2 separate regions of the Mus musculus genome follow, and region 1 is linked to region 2. The links are chromatin loops, found by intact Hi-C in ENCODE. Cell type or tissue: gastrocnemius. All regions are shown on one strand. Links, peaks and the distances in the headings refer to the core of each region. The heading gives the core; the rest is flanking DNA. Region 1 overlaps Rad51b (RAD51 paralog B). Region 2 overlaps Gm46361 (a long non-coding RNA gene).

The links. A loop is a pair of places that touch in the nucleus more often than their neighbours do. Peaks named below come from ENCODE experiments on the same cell type or tissue, not always from the same donor. Only the 100,000 strongest peaks of a DNase experiment are listed, where the experiment ranks them.
Region 1: a loop joins it to region 2, with 2.8 times the contacts of the local background. A loop is called at or near these places in 2 of 42 quality-filtered maps.

Annotation. Positions count from the first base shown.
Region 1 is chr12:79,753,740-79,763,728 of GRCm38, forward strand. All of the region lies in intron 8 of Rad51b (RAD51 paralog B), which reads left to right. Among named protein-coding and RNA genes, the nearest start is that of Gm36048, 40 kb to the right of the region's middle. In gastrocnemius, for the core only: a CTCF peak has its summit at 5,514; no DNase peak of the experiment used is centred there; H3K4me3 peaks cover 815 bases; H3K27ac peaks cover 4,797 bases.
Region 2 is chr12:79,883,201-79,893,189 of GRCm38, forward strand. All of the region lies in intron 1 of Gm46361 (a long non-coding RNA gene), which reads left to right. It overlaps Gm46362 (a long non-coding RNA gene), which reads left to right and starts at 9,453. Exons shown (of 2, transcript XR_001780643.1): 1 at 9,453-9,633; 2 at 9,947-9,989. In gastrocnemius, for the core only: a CTCF peak has its summit at 5,786 (motif pointing left); DNase peaks (open chromatin) are centred at 4,216, 4,454, 5,074 and 7,742; H3K4me3 peaks cover 556 bases; H3K27ac peaks cover 4,643 bases.

The DNA of each region.
Region 1 (9,989 bases), core at 2,586-7,585, 130 kb before region 2:
GATTCACTGTTAGAATTGAACTCAGAGATAGGAAGTATGGAGGCCCAAGGTCCCAGCCTTACCGCCTGGCAGAGCTGAGCATAAGGCTGACACATGGGCCCGGCAGCCAGACAGCAGGGATTTGAATCCTGGCCCTACCACTTGATAGCTATAGAAGTAAGGATAAAGCTGCCTCCTCTCCGATGGAGGAGCAATGGTAACAACTACTTCATATTGCTGGCAGCATGGCGAAGGGCTCCTAACTTGTACAACAGTTTCTGGTCCACACAGATGCTTGTGTTAGCCATGAGTATCAGCCATCTTCTTATCCCCAAAAACAGGATGGGTTGAAAATAAACCAGCTAAGCTTTCAAGATGTTTTTTTTTGGGGGGGGGGGGGAGTTGGGAGGGGGCAGGTCAGTGTTGGGCGATCATGCTACAGGAGTTGGTTTTCTTCCTCTATCGTGTGGGTTCTGAACTCAGGTTGTCAGTTTTGGTGGCAAGTGCCCTTACCGAAAGTAGCCCCAGGCTGGCTTTGTCCAGGGCTCTTAACTCTATCACTCGTGCCTTCTGCAGTTTTTCATTGTAGAGTTAATGCTAATGAAAATATACCAGGAAATTAGCAATGGAAATTGAAATGACCAACACAGCACCTCTACTTAGAGATGCCATAAAATACAGGCATGTCTGAAAACATAAAGAGATACATAATCACGTATCTGTGGCAAAGAAATCCAGATGTGTAGATTATGATCATAGAAAGACACTCGACCAGTTTTAACAGCTGGGGATATTTTACATATTTTACATAGCCGAAGAAAACCTGCAGGTTTGTTTTTCTTTGTTGTCAGTTTCTTGACTGGATTTCCCAACAACAGAGAGAGAATTTCATTAGAATATCTTTTCTAGAAAGGCACCGAGAACTCTAAATGAAAAACTACATATTACAATTTGTTGAGGAAGAAGAGGATATCTGGAAAAATGGCGTGGGCTGAGGCTTGGTTACTTTTCCCTCCCAGAAGGAAATAATGAAAGGAGAAATAATGAGTTAGACCGTGGGGCTCACATCCTGGTTGTGCCACTTGCCAAGTGGCCTTGGGCAAATAACTCTCTTGGCAGCTCAGCTTCCTCCCTTAGAAAATTGGTGTGATGGTGGTACCTCCCTCACGGAGACAATATAAGTCGAGGTGTTTAGCCCAGCACCCGGAACACACTCATTATCCTAAAATGTTACCTCATAAGTCTTTACTGTTATGTCAACTGATGTCTGAGATGCGGGACACATTACACAGGTTGGTGGTCTTGATTGCTCTCCTGACTCTGGTCATTTTTGGAAAACCCGTAGTTCTATCCCATTTCTGGATAAACAGTGGCTGTGAGGAAGACGGAAATTGCTTTGCTTAAGAATTCATATTTTGCAGATGTATCCTGACTGCCTACTACCCACTGAAACCAGTTCCCCCAGTTAAAAAGACTCTGCTGGTATCAGCTTCTCTCCCTTGTCAGTTTCCTCTCTGCCATGAGGTCGCTTTCTAAAACTACTTGACTAACCCTCAAAGATCTGGATGCCTCTAGGGAAGTAGAGAATGTTGAAGCAAGATTACCTCATTGTCTAAAAGTACCTTCAGCCCTTAGACCTATGCACTTGGACACACACAAACACACACACACACACACACACACACACACACACACACACACACACACACACACGGAGGCTGGTTATCTACACATTGTTGGGACCGTACAATATACCATCTAGTGTTCACTGTGAATGTGGTACATAGAAGAGCTTTCCTCTCTTCTATGCCCCTAATTTGTTGTGAGCCTTGTGTTGGGGTGTTGGGGGACATCTATTCCTCCCATGTATGCACAACCCTCCAAAAGGGAAGTCTGGCAGCTTCTCCTAACCTTGGTTCAAGGAGACCATGTTACATATGTCAAACAAAGGTAGGCCACTCTGAGGGAGCACTCGAAAGGCTCTGGCAAGGCCACTGGGAGGCCTTCATGGACCGGAGCTCCTCACAGATCCACATCTACTCCTCTCCCCTGCTCAGTGCCTTTAGGGGCACAGACTTGTGTGCCGCCCACATTCCATTCTCTCCATACAAGAGTGTATACTGATTCCTATCAGTCATTCTGCTTCCCAGAGGGGCAATTGAGATGGGTGGGAGGAAAGCATAACAATAAATCCTCACATTCATGCTAGGTGATAATTAAAAGCATTCTCCACCGCTGTTTGCTTGCTCTTAGATGCCAGAAGGAAGGCAGCTGGGCCAGCAGAGAGGCCTGAACTCAGGCCTCAACAATGGCTGCAGCAAGGTGGGCTACAGTGGCTAAGTCTCTCCCTCTCCCTCTCCCTCTCCCTCTCCCTCTCCCTCTCCCTCTCCCTCTCCTTCTTCCTCTCCCTCTCCCTTTCTCCCTCTCCCTCTCCCTCTCCCTTTCTCCCTCATTCCCTCCCTCATTCCCTCCCTCCATCTTTCCCTCCCTCATTCCCTCCCTCCATCTCTTCATTTATCAGCTATACGTACAACCCCAGAGTTAGAGACACCTGAGGATGTCTGTCTCCTGTCCCTTTTACTTATCCTGACTCCCTGAGTGTTCCTTAGTCAGTGACAGCAAGAGCTGGACCTCTTGGATGCTGAACCACTTTAGTGCCTTGAAGAACTTCAGGCCAAGGAGCATAACAGAGGAAGGCGCCTTAATGAGAGTCCCTAAATGACGGACCTGGCCCATTCTAGCCCTGACCTGTTTTATGCCACAAACTGTCAGCTGTCCCTCCTCCACCCTCTCTGGATGTTTTGGGTGGCGCCTCTGACAGCAGCTCCAGACAGATGAGTTATGGCCACTCTGAAAAAGCACTCACATCTCTCTTCCCCTTGGGAGCTAGGACGAGGATAAAGTCAGCAGACAACATTTTTAAACACTGGGCCAAAGGGCATTCTGCAGAGCTGTGTCTCCAAGATGAAAAGGATACAGAGCCTGTGTCACAAGACACTGAAGATTTCCCAATGCAAACGCACCTGGGCCATTGCAAACAGAAATGCAAACTCCTGCTACGTGTTTGTGCTAGGGGGCTGGGGGTGAAGGCGGGGGGACGACAGTGCCAGTAGAAGTTCTGGTGTCTTAGATTTGGGGTTTGAATCCTGGAACTCCATATTCAACACCTTAAAGGGTTAATCAGGTGATTCTGATGTGAGAAACATTTGACCCAACCCCATGTCCTGCTATTGTGAGTGGCCCAGTCCATCTCTCACAATTAACTTACATTTTTACACAGGACATTCTAAGAAAACTACAGTGAGCTTGTGTGTCATCTCCTAGCTGTTGACATTCTGCCTCACCTGCTTCTGGCTTACTGTCATTATCCACCTAGTTTGTGATATCATGACGTTGTTACTGTCTTTGTGGCACCATTTAACAGCACGTTGTAGATGTCATAGTCTTCCATCCCCTGAGACTTTCATTTGTCTCCCAAGAACAACAATTTCTCTTATACAGCCAGCCATACTACATTTATTCTTTCACCCAGGAAATTAATATTGATACAACACTGTAATGTAATATAAGGGCAATATTTAAGCTTTGCCAGGTGTCCCAGTAATGTTGCTGTGGCAGGCCTTCTAGAGTTCAGTCCAGGATTAGACACTGTGTTTAGCTGAAGTGTCGCTGAAGATCTTTTGGTCACTGGTTTCACAGAAACATTTTTCTTCAAGAACATACTTCCTGATAAATCCTCTCTCTCTCTCTCTCTCTCTCTCTCTTTTGCCTCTTGGCCTTGCCTCTTGCAGAGCCAGTGAGCTGATGCAGGTATGAAGTAGGAACTGCTCACGTAGGTCTAAACTAAACGTAGTAGGTTTCAACTAAACGTGAAGGGACTGGCTACCAGACCTGGGATTTCCATTTCTTTGTGAGCTGAGTTCCCAAAGTCAAAGCATAGCTGTCAGAGAGTCCCCTTGCTTTTCAGCTGAGTGGGTTATCACATGGCTCTCTCATTATCCAAACTAAGGCCTGAAACATGTACAGCTTCTATATATTTCCTGCGTCTTAAGTCTTCCTAGGAAGAGTAACTGATAAAGGATATGCCTTTTTTTTTTTTAACCTTTTCCAGCTCTCTTCAAAGGCAGTTGTCTGGATGTCCATGTCTGAGGAATTTCTCTCACCCCAGCAGTCAGGGTTCCAACCAACCTGATGTCAGACTAGACAGCTGTGTTCCTTCTCCATTAGCCCGTGTTTCCCGAAACAAACATCAGATGGCCAAAACCTAAGATGATGACCATGCATAATACAGATTTACTGAGACTGCAACTCTGGCATCCTCCGGCCGCCTCAGATACCATGATGAGAGCAGGAAAACAAAATTCAGACCAGGACAGCTGTTAAGTGCAATGTGAAAAATCCATAGCAAGAGGATAGAAATACATCTGGGGACAAGGGACATCTCATGTAAACATCCTGGCTTATTTTAAATGAGCATGGATTTTTTTTTTTAATGTGCTTCAGGTTTCTTTAAATAGTTCAGTTTTTGCTTTTTTTTTTTTTTTTTTTTTTTGCTAGTATGTGTGTGTGTGTGTGTGTGTGTGTATTTCCATTCCCATTCGTGTGCATGAATTCACTCTAATAAGGGAATTCATTATTAATTAGAGATTCTCCTCAGGGCTGGAAAGATGGTTCAGCAGATAAGAACACTTGCTGTGCAGGCATGAGGGCCTGAATTCAGATCTCCACCATCCACATAAAAACCCAGGCATGGCCACACCTGCCTGTAACATGGCACTACAGTGGGTCCCTAGGGCTCACAGCTTAACTCCAGATTCAATGTAAAATTCCAGCCTCTGTGGAAAAGCAGGACACCTAATGTCACCCTCTGGCTCACCCACACACTGCATGGATATGCACACCTGCACACACAACTTCTTCTCACAGGTTGAGAGACTTAGTTTCAGGTCATCCTTCAGGACTGTCCCCCTCCAATAGAAAGTACCAGGGAGAAAGCAGTACTCCTGGCTCAGGGGCTCCAGTGATCTCCTGGGTGGTGTTGCCAGCTGAACCCATGAGAGGAGATTGCTTCTTTCTACTCAGACACTGGGACTATTCCTGCTATTTTTTTTTCCTTAGCTATATTTAAAGATATTGACGCATGTCACTGCAAGCACAGCCCAGAAGAAGCCCTACATAGTTGGGATAGTTTGGTTGCCAAATGGGACAGTGTTCAGATTGACCTTTTCTAAGAGGGAGCCTCCTCACCCTGATTCCAGACAGTTTCTCCATGGTAACCCTCTTAGATGACACCTGCATTCACCCAGGACAGTCCCAAGTCATCGCTGCTGTCCCCTTATGACTCAAATGAGCCCATCTCTATCTCACAAGTATCCCGACTGGATAATAACTTACACGACCATTCCAAGACTCTGGGAAAGTCTAAGTATTCTCTCCCCATACAAAAATCAGCGGGGCTGTTTGAATGATTTGTGCTGGTGCATACCAGGCTTTATCCTAGTGGTGAGCTCACCCCGCCTCTGCTCCACCTGCTGCTAGGGGAGGTTAATCCACCTCTAAATCTTGCATTCCAAAGGTGCTGATTACTCTACCATAGCAGATGGCTTCTGCTTCCCTTTGCTCAGTCTCCCCAGGAATGAGTGTTACTGGGGCTTGAGTCGGGCTGAGCATGTGATATGAGCAAACACTGGACAGCAATCCATCCCCCTTCTCTTCTAGCTGAGAGAGCCCAGAGACGACAATTTCTCCATGACCTAAGCAAAGTGGCCTGGTCCGCTAGCAGGTCACTGGGCTGTGAGCAGATGGTATTGGGTGAGACAGTTGTTACATGGCTTTATGCCTCAGATCCTTTCCTTGTAAATCTGAAAGACTAATAGCTTCCAAGTATTTTGAGAATCTTGTAACTCAGAAGGTTATAAATAACATAAGCTATTTCTTTCTCATCTAAAATGGCAGTCCAGTATGGTTGCTTAATAGTTAGCGTGTGGTTCCTGGGCCAGTCTGTACAGCTGATGGTGTTTTTCCAGTACTCTATTTATAGAGCTAGGTCAGAAATGTCACTTCCGTTGGAACTTGACCTACAGACGATTGTCAGTTCTAGAGACCCAAGGAAGCAGAGAGCACACTAAATACAGCTGGTTCACAGGTTCAGTTAGCGAACTGCAAGCCCCCCAAGGAAATTGTGTTGGAGAATAGATGTTTGAGCCTTCCCAATCTCTCTGTTTGATATGTTGGCCCTGTGGCTCCATGGAACTCGAAGGTCACCTTGAATCTTCGTTTTTTAAAACTCCTGTTCCGGGCAGTGTCCCGTTCATCTTCAACTGCGGCTGTCTTTCTACATCAGACACAGTGAAGATTCTTGAGACCCAGCTAGGCAGTGTTGACTATGTGGAAAGCTGGGGGGGGGGGGGATCTGAATGTTTCCCCTACTTCATCTTTCTACTGGGGTAACCCAGATTCTCCGCGCATTTCCCTAGATCAAATGGGTGAGCCCATGGAAAATGTCTGCCACAGGTCAGTGGCTCCCTGGCCTGGTCTGGTACAGGAGAATTGGAATCAAATGGATGGTGATCCCCATCTGGTCCCAGTCAACCACTCAGACTCTGGAGTTTAAAAGCTTTGTTGATTGGGAATTGTGTTTGCTAGAAGTTGGTCCTCGTGGGTTGTAGTAGGTAGAACAGACAAAGAAAAAGGCCTGGTCTGGGGAGAAACCTGTTGTCGGCAAAGGGGCCGCACACTTGCACTGTCTTTAGGTATGTATACATGGTTGCTGAGCAGGGCCTGGCAGTTAAAGGCAGTATGGAAGCACTGTGCACTCAGGCTTCCTAGAAAAGACAAGGTCCCAAATAAGAAGCCAATTTTTTTGCTGTCAAAATATCATAGACTCTGGATTTTTTTTTGTTTGTTTATTGTTTATTGGTTTTGGGTTTTGTTTTGTTTTGTCTTTGTTTTTGTTTGTAAGTATACCCAAGGACATTTGAAGTCACTTTGAACAACTCCTTCTGACCATGGGTGAAGCTACTGAGGATTGGGGAAAGTCAGCCCTGTGGCTCACTCCTGGGTGCTTTGTTATGGCTGCTCCTTCTCCCAAGTGTTCCTGTTGAAAGCCTGCAGCTAAACCAGGAGTAGAACCACAGGCCAGACCATCAGGCCTGCCATAAAAAGTTCCCATGGTAACCCACCATCCTTCCCTACACTCATTTCAGTCCTGAAAACCCTGAGTATTGTCGTTTGTAACTTCCTACTTCTTATCCCAGGAACTTACTTTTTACCCAACTGGACAAGAAGAACCAAGTATTCCAAACATTCACTCCTTTAAGCCCTTCCCCTTCCCTTCCGTTCCTATTCTGGAAGTCACCACTTTGTTAGTTTGGTTTTAGGGGGTTGTTTTTTGTTTGTTTGTTTTGGGGGTGGGGGTTTTCCACTTATTTTTAAACATGCATAAGTCTATTCACTTAAAATTGAGTCCTCTGCCACAGAGCAAACATGCTTCTGCTATTCACTAGCAACAGTCTAACCTCTCAGAAATGTTTGGCAGAGAAGTCATAAATTTAAATGTTTTCAGAAAAGAAACTTTTTCATTACAGCACACACACACACACACACACACACACATAAACACACAGGCCCTTCCTAAATACTGACTGACACAGAGTGGTACCAGCTGCCCATCACCTTCTAGAAACCAGGCTCCCTAACAACTTGGCTATCCTCCTCTAGCCCTGAAATCATGAGATCTACATCCTGTGTGTACAGAGCAGAGAGACCATGGGAGAAATGTGTTTTCCTATCCAACTCCCACCAGAGGCTGGGAACTGGCTCCAAAAGATAGCAGTTCTGGGAGAAGTTTTAGAAGCTCCGTCCAGATCCTCACCGAGTCATTCCTAAGCTTTGCTATCTCTGATAACGATTAGAATGGAAAAGAAAGAAAGAAAGAAAGAAAGAAAGAAAGAAAGGAAGGAAGGAAGGAAGGAAGGAAGGAAGGAAGGAAGGAAGGAAGGAAGGAAGGAAGGAAGGAAGAAAGAAAGAAAGGGAGAGAGCTGCGATTAAACATCTTTTCCCCCTCACCTTTCATCTTCTGTGTTTGTATCTTTGTTCCTGCTATTTATCCTTAGCCATATCAAGTATCTCCATCTAGGGTCACCAAGAACCTTTGGTTGCCTGGAGGCAAGAATTATTATTCGAATTTTACAGATGGGTAAGCAATCACAGAAGGAGACTAGCAAGCTTTAACTCACCTAGCCAAGTCTCTGACAGAGTGGGGCATAAGGATTCCCACAGTCTTTTGAGAGAGCCTCACTTCAGTGTGAATGAACTAGGCTGTTCTGGGGACCTTGCAGACTCTAGCCTGTGAGGATGGGGAAAAAAAAAAAGGAAAAAAACAACCCAATCATGAAAATATTTTCAAGTCCCAGTTCATGTCTTTGACTTATTTTTTTATTTGTATCGGAATCCACCAAATGCCAGACAATGAAGTCATACAGCCTTGGCAGGTCTAAATATCACAGTTGTTCAAAAATGGGAGGAAGGGAGAGTGCCCCAGTTTTCAGAACTTCCGCTGAAAATGAACACAGAGAAGACCTACTTATCAGTTTCCTAACCAATGAGGTCACTGGGCAGGAAATCACCTTTTATAAAGAGTCAGTAAGCAGACTCTCCCTGCTTTGAATTTTGCATAAACAGCATTAGTGAGCACTTATTCCAGCCCTCTCATGGGAATGCTAGAAACTGCAAAGACAGAAAGGACCACTAAGTTCTCCTGTAGGAAACAAGACCATGAATGTATAGTAACTGACAGCCTCCCTGTTGACCCCTCTCAAGTCATCTACCACCAGAGCCACCTCCAGTTCTTCTCTTGTGTTTGAAGCTGCGTGAAGTGACCTATCTTTCCTCTCCTAACCTGAGTTTAAGCCTCTAGCTTAAAGGTCAGCTGTAGGCCACCTGACTTGTGTGAATGCAGCTGCTAGGCCAGTTGAGCAAAGTTAAATAACTTGCCAAGCCAGGGCATGCATGTGCTGCCTTCGTTGAGACCTCTTGCCCTGTGTTATCACTGAACATCAGAACAAAGGAAGCTGACTGTGGAGTCTGAGTGACAAGCATTTTCATAGGAGTGATAAGATAACTTGTCAGGACCGTTCCTGAAATGGGCCTTTGGGCAATCCAAGACCCTTCTCAGCCCCTGTGCACAGGAGAATAACAAGATATTTGATCTTCAAGACCTGATGAGCCCAGAGAAGGCTAATCGAAGTAGGGGTTAGCAGCCTAGTTTTGAAACCTAGCTCTGCCGTTAATCAATCTACGTGACTTTAAGGAACTGCCTTCATCTCTCATAGCTTAAGTCTGTCAGTAGAACTGATAGTGTTGCTATCTCATAGGCTCAAAAAATGTGTACTGAGATATGAAATTCAAACAATGTAAGGTGCCTCTATTTGAGGGGTTTACATAGTGCCTAGTATATAGTAAAATTGGAAGCATTGTCTTCATCATTAGTAACTTTAAAGGCCTTGCTGGGGTTATTCTTACACTGGCCTGATGCTTGCAAGTGTGTCTGGAACACGTCTCCTCAAGGTCACTCACTCAGAGTTTTCCCTGGAAGCTTTTCTCTGTCATTTGCCCTTGCAGCCCTTGATTAGATCCCAAATATATCTGACCAAAGAACAGCCAAGTGTCTGCCACCCCTCCATCCCGCTCCCGTGGGCCTCGTGGTATAGAGTTTTTCATTTTGCTTTATTTTTGTTGGTTTTATAACCATTTGCTTGTTTATTTACTTTTATGAAATGTTTAAAACAGTCACCCATGCCCTGAACGTGTCTCTGATCTCTAGAACCATCCTTTGCCTTCCTTTAGAACTAGGACACTCCACCAGTTTTATCACCACCAAAAAAAAAAAAAAGTTGTAAGTTCTTAACCAATTAGTAACTCCTAATTGTTCACATGTAGCCTTTTCTTGGCAAACTGTGAAGCACAGCTTCACTTAATCCGCTCACTTAGGAGATGTATAAACAGCTGGC
Region 2 (9,989 bases), core at 3,126-8,125:
GTTGATGCCTTGAGTTTCATTTTTTTAACTGTTAAATGAATTTTGGGTTGGATTAGAATTTCCAATAATTTCTAAGGTGATCCTGAATGAGCATCTAGAATTTTGCATTTCATATGTGTGTGTGTGTGTGTGTGTATGTATATGTGTGTGTGTGTGTATGGGTGTATGTATGTATGTAAAGTGGCATTCTCAGTATTGGCAACCATAAAACCAAATTAATCAACTATGAAATATGTTCAAAATGTTATATGTCCTGCAGTATCAAATATTCAGCTAAAATTTAATGTCTATGTAAATAGGTATGTCCATATCATTAATATGCAATGTGATATAATTTCTAATAAATGTAAAATTACATGTCTATCAGAGAATTTTAAAATGTGTGTATTTGTGTTTATGTGTGCATGCCTGTATGCATGCAAAGGAAAGCCCAAGGACCACTTCAGATAGCCTCAAGAATACAGGCAGGCGGATTTCTGAGTTCGAGGCCAGCCTGGTCTACAGAGTGAATTCCAGGACAGCCAGGGACACACAGAGAAACCCTGTCTTGAAAAACCAAAAAAAAAAAAAAAAAAAAAAAAAAAGAATACTATCTATCTCCCTTGAGACCAAGTCTTCATTGGTCTGGAGCTCACAAATTGGGCTAAAGCAGCTGGCTGGCAAGCCCCAGGGATTTCTCTGCTTCTGCCTCCCCAGTACGAGAGTCTGAGTACACCACCGTGTCAGCAGTTTTACTCAAAAGTTATATATAACTTTTATATATCTATATACTGGAGGTCACATACACATTTCTTGGGTGAGAAAGAAATGACCAATGGGGAAGAAGATGCCCTGCTCCACAGATGGATTTCTAACATGTTAGTGTCGATTTAAAGGAAGCTTCCCTGCTCAGCCACAGCCCATCCTTCATCCTCATCTCCAGTCGTTCCTCTTGACCACGTTCAACTTCCTGTTGTTTCTTCTGTTTAATGTTAGCAGTTTCAAATGGAAATTGTGTATACGGTTACTTTAATCTTGTATCTTCTTGTGTCTTTCTTCTTCTTATGTTTTGCCCTTTTCCATTCCTACCAGTCAAGACATGTCTTTCCACTCATGTGTCTTTTTGTGGTCTTTCTCCAGTTTTAAACTAGTGATGACTACTTTGCTGGGGTGACTGTCATCACCCTCGGTGCTATGAACCTTTCTCTGCTGTCCTTGTTCAAGGTAGATGTTGTATTGCTTTCTGGGAACCCGAGTTATTTTGCTAACCTGTTGACTCTTGGAATGTGCAACCTGAACTTCACCATCCTTTTGGAAGGGCATGGGTTGAAAACCCTGCTTCTGTCTTGACCTCATATAGTCTTGTGAATGGAAGAAAATGTCTTGAGATACCTCTTATAGATCTTGAAGTCACAAAGAGGTTGAACATCACTACGGCCACCAACATTTCAGCCATGTCCACAGATAAGAAGACAGCTCATTGCTTGTCTTATTATAAAAGATCCTCTACTGCCTCTGTCTCTTTGTGTTCACTATTCCAGTAAACTGGGCTGTGTTTCTCCTGGTCCTACTTTAATCCAAATTAAACTTTTGTAAGACTTGTTTCCCTTAAGTCAGAGCTCAACAAATGTGTTCTTTAAAAGATGAGAAAGCAAATATTTTAAGCTTTGAGAGTCAGGCTGTCTGTGTTAGTCAGACTTCATGTTACTGTGACAAAATCATGACCCGGACAATTTAAGGGAGGAGACATTTATTTTGTTCATAGTTTTCAGAGTTTCAATCCATCCTGGCATAGAAGGCAGGACAATGAATAGCAGCTTGCCTCAAGGCAGCCAGGAAGCTGAGACAGGGTTACCTTCCCTGCCCCTATCTCACATTTGTCTTTTATTTTGTTTTATTTTGCTTTGTTTTTTTGAAACAGGGTCTTGTTTAGCTGACCTAGAACTCACTGTCTAGATCAGGCTGACCTAGAACTTGCAGAGATCCTCCTGCCTCTGCCTCCCAATGGCTGGGATTAGAGTGTAAGTCACGGTGACAGACCCTGGTTTTGTTTTTATTGAGACAGGATCTTGTTATGATTCCCTGGCTGGAACTCACAGTGCAGAGTAGACTGGCCTCAAACCCAAGATAATGTTCTTAATTCTGCCTCCTGAGTCTTTTCCTATTTTAATTCTGTGTGAGCATCCACCCAGCTGAGATGGCGTCACCACAGTCATAGCAAGTCTGTCTCCTTATCTACTGTTCTCTGGATCATCCTTGCAGAGGGAAGTACCCTGAAGTTCCCTTTACTAATTTCTTAAGCCCTTTCAGCCAACCTGGCAATCAAGTTGAGTCATGACACTCACTGTCTCTGTCACGGCTACTCAGTTCTGCCACTGTAGTACAAAAACAGCCATTGCCAGCATGCAGACAAATGAGCTTGGTTCTAATCAAACTCACATTACAGAAGTAGAACAGGAGCTGGGTTTGGCCCTAGGACCACATTCTGCCAACCACTGCTCCATTGTGACTCTTCTGCTCCCCTCTGCCTCCTTCTCCATGGTTAGCTATTTATAAGCTCAGACCTCCCGAGGGGCTGGTCTTGAAGTTAAGGACTTTTGCTCTTAGATCTCCCCAGATCTCTAGGACTGAGAAGCTGTTTGGCAAAGGCAAGTGGTTGAATACCAAAACAGCCGCAGAGAAACAGCTTCCTCAGGCCTTGGCGAGACTGTCACACATTTCAGAGCAGATATAATGGTAGCAAGGTCTATAGAAACAGGAATGAGGCCGTTAAAGATTCACTAGGAGAAGGGACAGATAACCAGACCAATCCCAGAGATTCTGTCTACCCCTTTCCTCTGCTCCCAATTCCCCGCTTCGCATGCCTCCCACTTTACATCCCTACTTAAAGTCCTCCCCTTTGCATGGAGGCCACTTCATGTGCTCTTGTAACCCCAATACCTTGCTTTACCAGGATAGACTCAGATGGAATCATTTCTTCGATCTGTCAGTGAGTGCCTTATCATTCCAGAAAATAATTAAGCAACGAGAATTGTTTCTGTGTCCCTGGCAGGAAAAAAAGGGGGCAGGGGCAAATTATTTTACCAGGCATGAGATTTAGTAACTTAATTCTATTGTTTAAAATGAAAGGTTATATGAAAATCCTGACAGATGAGCTTAGAGAGTTTGCAGCGTGTTTCTAATGGGATAGTCATCGTCCTGCCTTCTGGCCTGTCATGTTTGTCTGCCTGTCATGTTTTAACTCACAGCTTCCATAAAACCCCCAGAAAACCTTGTTTTCAATCCCATAGCTACAGCTGAGAGCAACCCTTCCCTGTCTTTATACAGTGCTCTGTGATGGTCAAAGCACTTAGCACAAATCACATTTCATAGATGAGGCAATTGACGCACATTAAAGGACTTGCTTTGATTGGCATTGCTGAGACCTGGGACTCCCACCTAAGAGCCCTACTCATTAGACCAGGCTGACTCCCAGGCATCAGAATGAAACAGCAGTGAGAAAGGAAGCCAGGGGCTGGAAACGGCTCTTCAGTTAAGAGAACTTGTTGTTCTTCCAGAGGGCTGGATTTAAGTTCCAGCACCTACATCATGGCTCACAACGCCTATAATTCTAGTTCCTGGGGGCATCCAATGCTGTCTTCTGGCCTTCTTATTCTGTGTACATGGTGTACATACATGCAGGCAAACCATCCAGACATATAAAATACAATTTAAAATGAACAAGAAAAGAGGAGCCAAGCAGTATTTTAATCCTATTTGGAATTCCAAGGAAACCTTGGAAAGAGTATCAGAACTTTGATGGTATTTGTTAGTGTGGCCCAATAGAAGAGTAGATACCTTAACAAACTTTGCACAAGACACATACATCTTGAAATCAAATCGACTAACCTTCTTGGAAATAGCAAAACTTTACACTAGAACTTGGCTTGAATGAAGAGATTCACAGCAAGCCTGAATCCTCATCACCCTTGTAAAATGATTCAGGCACCCCAGCAAAGACCCCAGTGTCTTGCTTGTGCTTGACCATGAAGGTCACCCTTCACAATGGAAGGTTAATACTGACTCCAAAGTGAGCGAGCCACTGTCTCCATCACTGCCACTTACTACAGCCTGTGCTCCGTGTTCCTTGGAAACCTCTTGCCTCAGCTTGGGCTTGACCCAACCCACTTAGAAGGAGGAGAGCAATTTTACAGCCCTGCGTGGAGTGACTCCAAGCCAGTCGTATCTATTTCCAAGTGATCTGACGCAGCAAGCAGATCATGTTTCCTTTGGAGGCTTGGCTGAGAAAAGCTGGGCTGGCAGGTCTGAGCCAGAGTGAATAAAACGACTGTCAAGAAAAATCCCAAATGGCCTCTAAGGAGGGAGGACTAATGAAATGCTCAGGTCAGAGGTGGGGTGCTTTCTGGGGAGATTGTAAAAAGAAAGGAAGATGAGGTGAGCATGTGTGAAATTTGCAAGAGTCAACAATGACAGGGGACGCCAAGCACACTGGCACATGCCCAGAACGTTCCGAGAGCAGGCACCTAGCCTGAAACAACTCTCTCTCATACACACAAAATCTAACTCTTAATTTGAAGCGTACCTTTACTCAGAATTTTTATTGGAATTTCTTACGGTTGGTTACCTGTCCACCTTGCCCCCATCCTGCCAAAGCCAGCAGCGATTCTAAGTGCTTTGCCAAAGACCAACAAAGCCCTGTATTCAATTATTCTTGTCTCAGGGAATAGAAATTAGGGAATTCCAGGAACGGGATGTGGGAACAACTGAGAAGCTAGGCTTCACTTGAGATCCTTGAAAAAGAAATAAATACCTTGTTGTTGGGATAGAAATAGAATTGGGTCTGCACAGATCATTTGAAAGGAGAAGCCAAGTCTTAGGACTGGCTCTAGCCCGCTGACTTTCTGCTCAGGATGATAAGAGCAGACCATTGACCATCAGATCCCACGGGCATGTGTCTGGCTCTTGGTTCTCTTCTTTGGCTGTACATGGGGTATTTTAAAGGGCAAGACACGGGGACAAAGCTGTTTTTCTTGAGCAAGAGGTGTGTGCGTCCAGCTCCACACTTGTCAGTGAAGCCCTTTTCCATCCAAACAGCTTGGCCACTGGATATGGTAGCAGCAAACGGCCACTTCCCCTTGCCTCATGCCCCTGACAGTCAGCTGGCCTGTTTCAGGGCCCTACTGTGTGCCAGTCATTGTCTTGGAATGGAACCAGAATGCCCTTGCCCTTGGTGTCTTGTCTATGTATCTGGACAGGAGACACCTGGGGCAGAAACAGTGTGAGAAACACTGGAGATTTGAGAAGAGGAGCCACCAGAGTAAACATGAGGACAGAAGGGGTCATCCCTAAGGTCTTTATTCTCCTTTAAGGACCCCACATTGATTTCCAAAATATCAATTATCCATTTGTTATTTAGATAGGCTTGGGGTTCAACATGAAGTGGAATATGGAATATAAAAAAGGATTGCAAGGAAAGGGCTCATGTGGCTTAGTAGGTAGAGTGCTTGCCTAGCACGTATGAGGACCTGTGTTGAATTCCCAGCTCGGCAGAAACCATGTGTGGTGCAAGCACACATATAACCCCCGGGTTTGGGGTGGAGATAGAAGCAAGATAATCAGAAATTCAAAGGTCATCCGTGGTTCTAGAGCGGGTCTGAGGTCATGAAACTGTCTGTGGAGCTGGAGAGATGGCTCAGAGGTTAAGAGCACTGTCTGTTTTACAAGATGACTCGAGTTTGAGTCTTAGTACCCACAAGGTAGCTTACATGGGCCTGTAACTCCAGTTCCATGGAATCCAACTCCCTCTTCTGGCTTCTGTGAGCACTAGCTAGGCACACATCCAGTTCACAGATAAAACACCAAACACCCCACCCATACCAGTTCTGAACACAAAGACTAGCACAAACAGCTACTGTGTTTGAACAGTTGTCTCCCATTTGTAGAGTAGAGAGAGAACCAAGAGTGGCCAGATCCCAGAGGGAATCTGCCATAGCCGGTGTGTGTGTGTGTGTGTGTGTGTGTGTGTGTGTGTGTGTGTGTGTGTCACATTCAGGTTGATGTTGGCACAGATGGAAAGGGCAGATGTCAGTGAGAGAGGGAAGATCAAGAGTGGTTTTAAGTTTTCCATTTGGGTATCTGTGGGATAGCAATTTTGTCAACTGACATAAAAGAGACAGGGGAGGAACATGTGAGGCGATTGTCATAGGAGGCAGGGTCATGATAACCAATATGCTTTAGACATGTGTGATTGGAGAGAACCACACAATGCCCAGCTCGAAGTGTCCTGTAGGCATTTGGAAATACATGTGGGAAATTCAGGAAGATGGCTGGGCCTGAGATCGTAGAGCATGGGTGGTAAGTGAAGCCAGCAGAGTAATAAGGTCACTCAAGCAGAACAAACATATCTGAAAGAGCAAACAGAAGCCCAAACCTAGAGAAGACACCATTTGATGCGGCAGCAGCAAAAGACGCTGGGGAGGAGACAGAGGGAGAGATCTAAGAGGTAGGAGGAGGAAAAAGGAGGACTTCCAGCTACTGTTGACAACAGGTCAGGGCAAAGGTCAGTGGGTATAGGAGCTGTCACTCTGGGTAAGCAGTCTGCCCAGTTCTTAGCAGGTTACTCTTACTGGGGAGCACTTAGGGATACTGGGCCATGAGACAAGCGAGCTGTGTCCATCAGGACTTACTTACGTCACCTACCATTTCTAGATGTGGATGAGTGCTGAATGTCCTACCTATGTAGGGAAGGCCTTAGCTTGACCACACCATTAGCTCCTGTCTCTTACTACCTCTTACCAAGAACAGCACTCATGGACTAGATAGGTGAACAGCCCATATATAGAGGTCTGGGTCCAGGTTTCAGAGTTTTAGATGCTGGGGTTAGTCCTCATGTTAATGCTGATCTAGGTCTCTCCTTAGGCTAGCCCCCTTCCTCAGAAACCCCTGCCACATCCAGACCATCTCTAGGGATATCCCCATCTGCCTTCCTTCTTGTCACAATGATGTCTGCATTTACTGTAGTCGCTGAAGTAGACAGAAAAATGGCATGAAAACTTATAGAGAAGACGGTACAGAAAACCTATCGCTGTGAAGACGCTTTAGCTCAAGTGGGGAGAGTTAGATGGGCTAGGTACCCACTCACTCCACAGAGCTCGGAATGCACGTATCTGTAGTGAATCATGAAGGGAGGGGACGCAGCCTGGTCCTCTAGTCTTCCTCCTCCTTGGAATACATAGGTCCCTTCTAGCTGATGCTCTCTGAGGGACAGGGTCATCTGTCTTGTGTACTTTTCCAAGGTATCCTTCCTCCCTAAGAAAGAACAGGCCAGGCCCGAGCAAAGCATATTGAGACACCCCGACATCGAACACTCCTCGGCCTCCCTGGTCTCATTGTCCACAGCTAAATCACTCTGACCTCCAGGCCATTATTATCAATGGAGTCCTTTTCCATTTCTTCATGGGCTGGTCAAGACTACTTAGGAAGGGGACATACAAGATGCAGTCACTTTACTAAACGAATCCAAAGCAAAACCCAATGGAGACCCCACCACTATGTACACATGGAAACTCAACTTTTAGGGGTCCTGCTTTGGAGGCTCAGTGAAACCTCCTGGAGACAGAAAAAGCCTGGAACAGCTTTTTAAGAACTCTCTGAAGCCAGACGCGTTTTTCTCTCTCCTCCTTGCTTCTCTTGGTCTAGGAGGCTGCTGGCCTGCTTCCCGTCTTGCCCCCACTTCTCTAGTGCCCAGAACCCCTGCTGAGATTGTCCTTTTCCTCTGGGACTCCCCCTTCTCCTCCCCCCAGCCCAGCCCAACCACTTACCTCCACTGGGCTCCTGCGTCACTGCTATTCATCTCCTTTAGAGCTGGGCTTGGCTGCAGATGCTGTCAATATGGTAACTTTAGACTCCCTGATTGGAAAGGCTTGCAAGGCCAGTCAGACAGCCCAAGGAAGAGAGCAGTTTGATTTACTCCCTGCAGCTTTGAGCTGGTCCTGCCCCTCCCTCTTTGCCCGAGCTGTGACCTCCTCAGGTCCCATCCTGTGTTCACAACAGAGGGGAAGAGAGAGGAGACTGGGCGGTGATCTAGGTACAAGGTTGGCCAACAGCTCAGGAGGAGCTGAGGAGCCAGAGGTGCAGGCCATAATGAGCATGGAGTGGGTGCTGGTGGGGCAAAACAATGCACAGGGCCTGAGACATGAGGATCATCCTCCCACCAGGGCCATGATGGGGGCATCCTACAGGTAACAGGGAGACCCTGAGGCCCCTGGCCCCTCTGAGCTTGTTCCCTTTTCTGTCTTTTCTCTCCTGAGCTCCCTGATTGGGAGCTGTCACTTCTGGGGGACTTCTGGGAATTCTCAAAGTTGTTAGCTACCCTCTGAGACCTCTTCCAGTTCTTAAGACCTCATCTGCATTTGATTTCAGGATGTCCAAGTTGTCTAAAAATTCAGATCTCCTGGAAACCTCTGAGGCCAATTGTTCGGGCTCTAGAAATTGGGGAAGTTGGGAATTTTGAGCTCCAGAAGTTATCCCTCCAAAGTGCCACCAGAGATGTTCCTGGCCACCTGTGACATTTCCTCAGAATCTGTATTAAATTCAAGGTTCTTGAACCATGGCTTGATTAGAAAAGAACCCATGAATACTGAGGGAAGGGAAGACAGATTTATCTGAACCTAAACCCTCACACCAATGAATCACATGTCCTTATTAAAAAATGATTAGTTCATATCCAGGGTGTAATCTATGGGCCAGATACATTTTAATAGAAGGATCTAGAAGAAAGAAAAGGTCTAATAGGTATGTCTTTGTGTCTTTGCTCCTAAGTCCTGGAGAAACTTGGGTGGAATCCTCCTGTTCTCCCTGCTGAGAGGTGTTGGGCTCGTGTTTGGTTGCCTCTGGTGACAGGCAACTTGCCACCAAAAGGCAGCCTAGTCACACTTTGGCTGGCTCTGACCATTGTCCAATAACTCTTTATTGCTATGCATTCCCCAGCTGTCACCAGCATCTGTTTTGGACGGGGAAAGGGAAAGGACTAGGAGAATTCAGATGCAGGGGGTCATCCTGACACAGGAAGAGAACAGAACTCTTCTGAGGGTGAAGGAGGAGGTCTCGATTCCCTTCTCATGTCATAGTTAGTGCTCCAGTCTGTGCCGTTACAGGGTGCTCCCTTCTGTAAAGAGTCATAGGGTGCTCCCTCCTGTACAGTCAGAGGGTTCTGCCTTCTGTGCAGTCACAAAGTGCTCCCTTCCCTTCCTTACATAGTCACAGGGTGCTCTTATGTGACCGTTACAGGGCACTCCTAGTCCTAGGAGTGCCAGGTACCACACAATTGCTTTTATTTGCTTTTTTTTTTTTTTTTTGCCTAACAATATGGTCATGAGAACATTTTACTCGCTGTTTGTTTTTGCTTTTGTTTTATGAGACAAGATTTCTCTGTGTAGCTCTGGCTGTCCTGGAACTCTCTCTGTAGACCAGGCTGGCCTCAAACTCAAGAGATCCACCTGCCTCTGCCTCCTGAGTGCTGGGATTAAAGGTGTGCGCCACCACCACCTGACTACTCACTTTTTAAGATAAGTGACCCTTTCCGATGGCAGTAACAGGACTTCGGTGTACGATCCCTTCCAACAGCTGTCTACAGTAATGATCTGGACAGAGAGTGTAAGTGATTATTCATGGGTTCTTTTACACTAAGGCATATGACAGTATATATGACAGTGAGACTTCACTGGCGGGACTCATTTGGGAGACATTCAGTGGAACCCAGGGCACTCCAGAACGACGGTCTTAGTACCCCACCTTAGAGAGGTCACCAGAATCCCAGCCAATGAAATCTTTCCTAGAGGAGGTGTGCCAGGTCTACTTTTAAAAAACGAGTGCGCCTTCCAGCATAAACAGCACTTGGCCTGTTTGGAGTGTGAGTGGATGTTGTTGTGATGCCTGGAGACAGTTTGTTCTTTTGGTGGATTTGCAGCTTCCCTGGAAATATTGTTCCTCAGGATGTGCTCCGTGTCTCC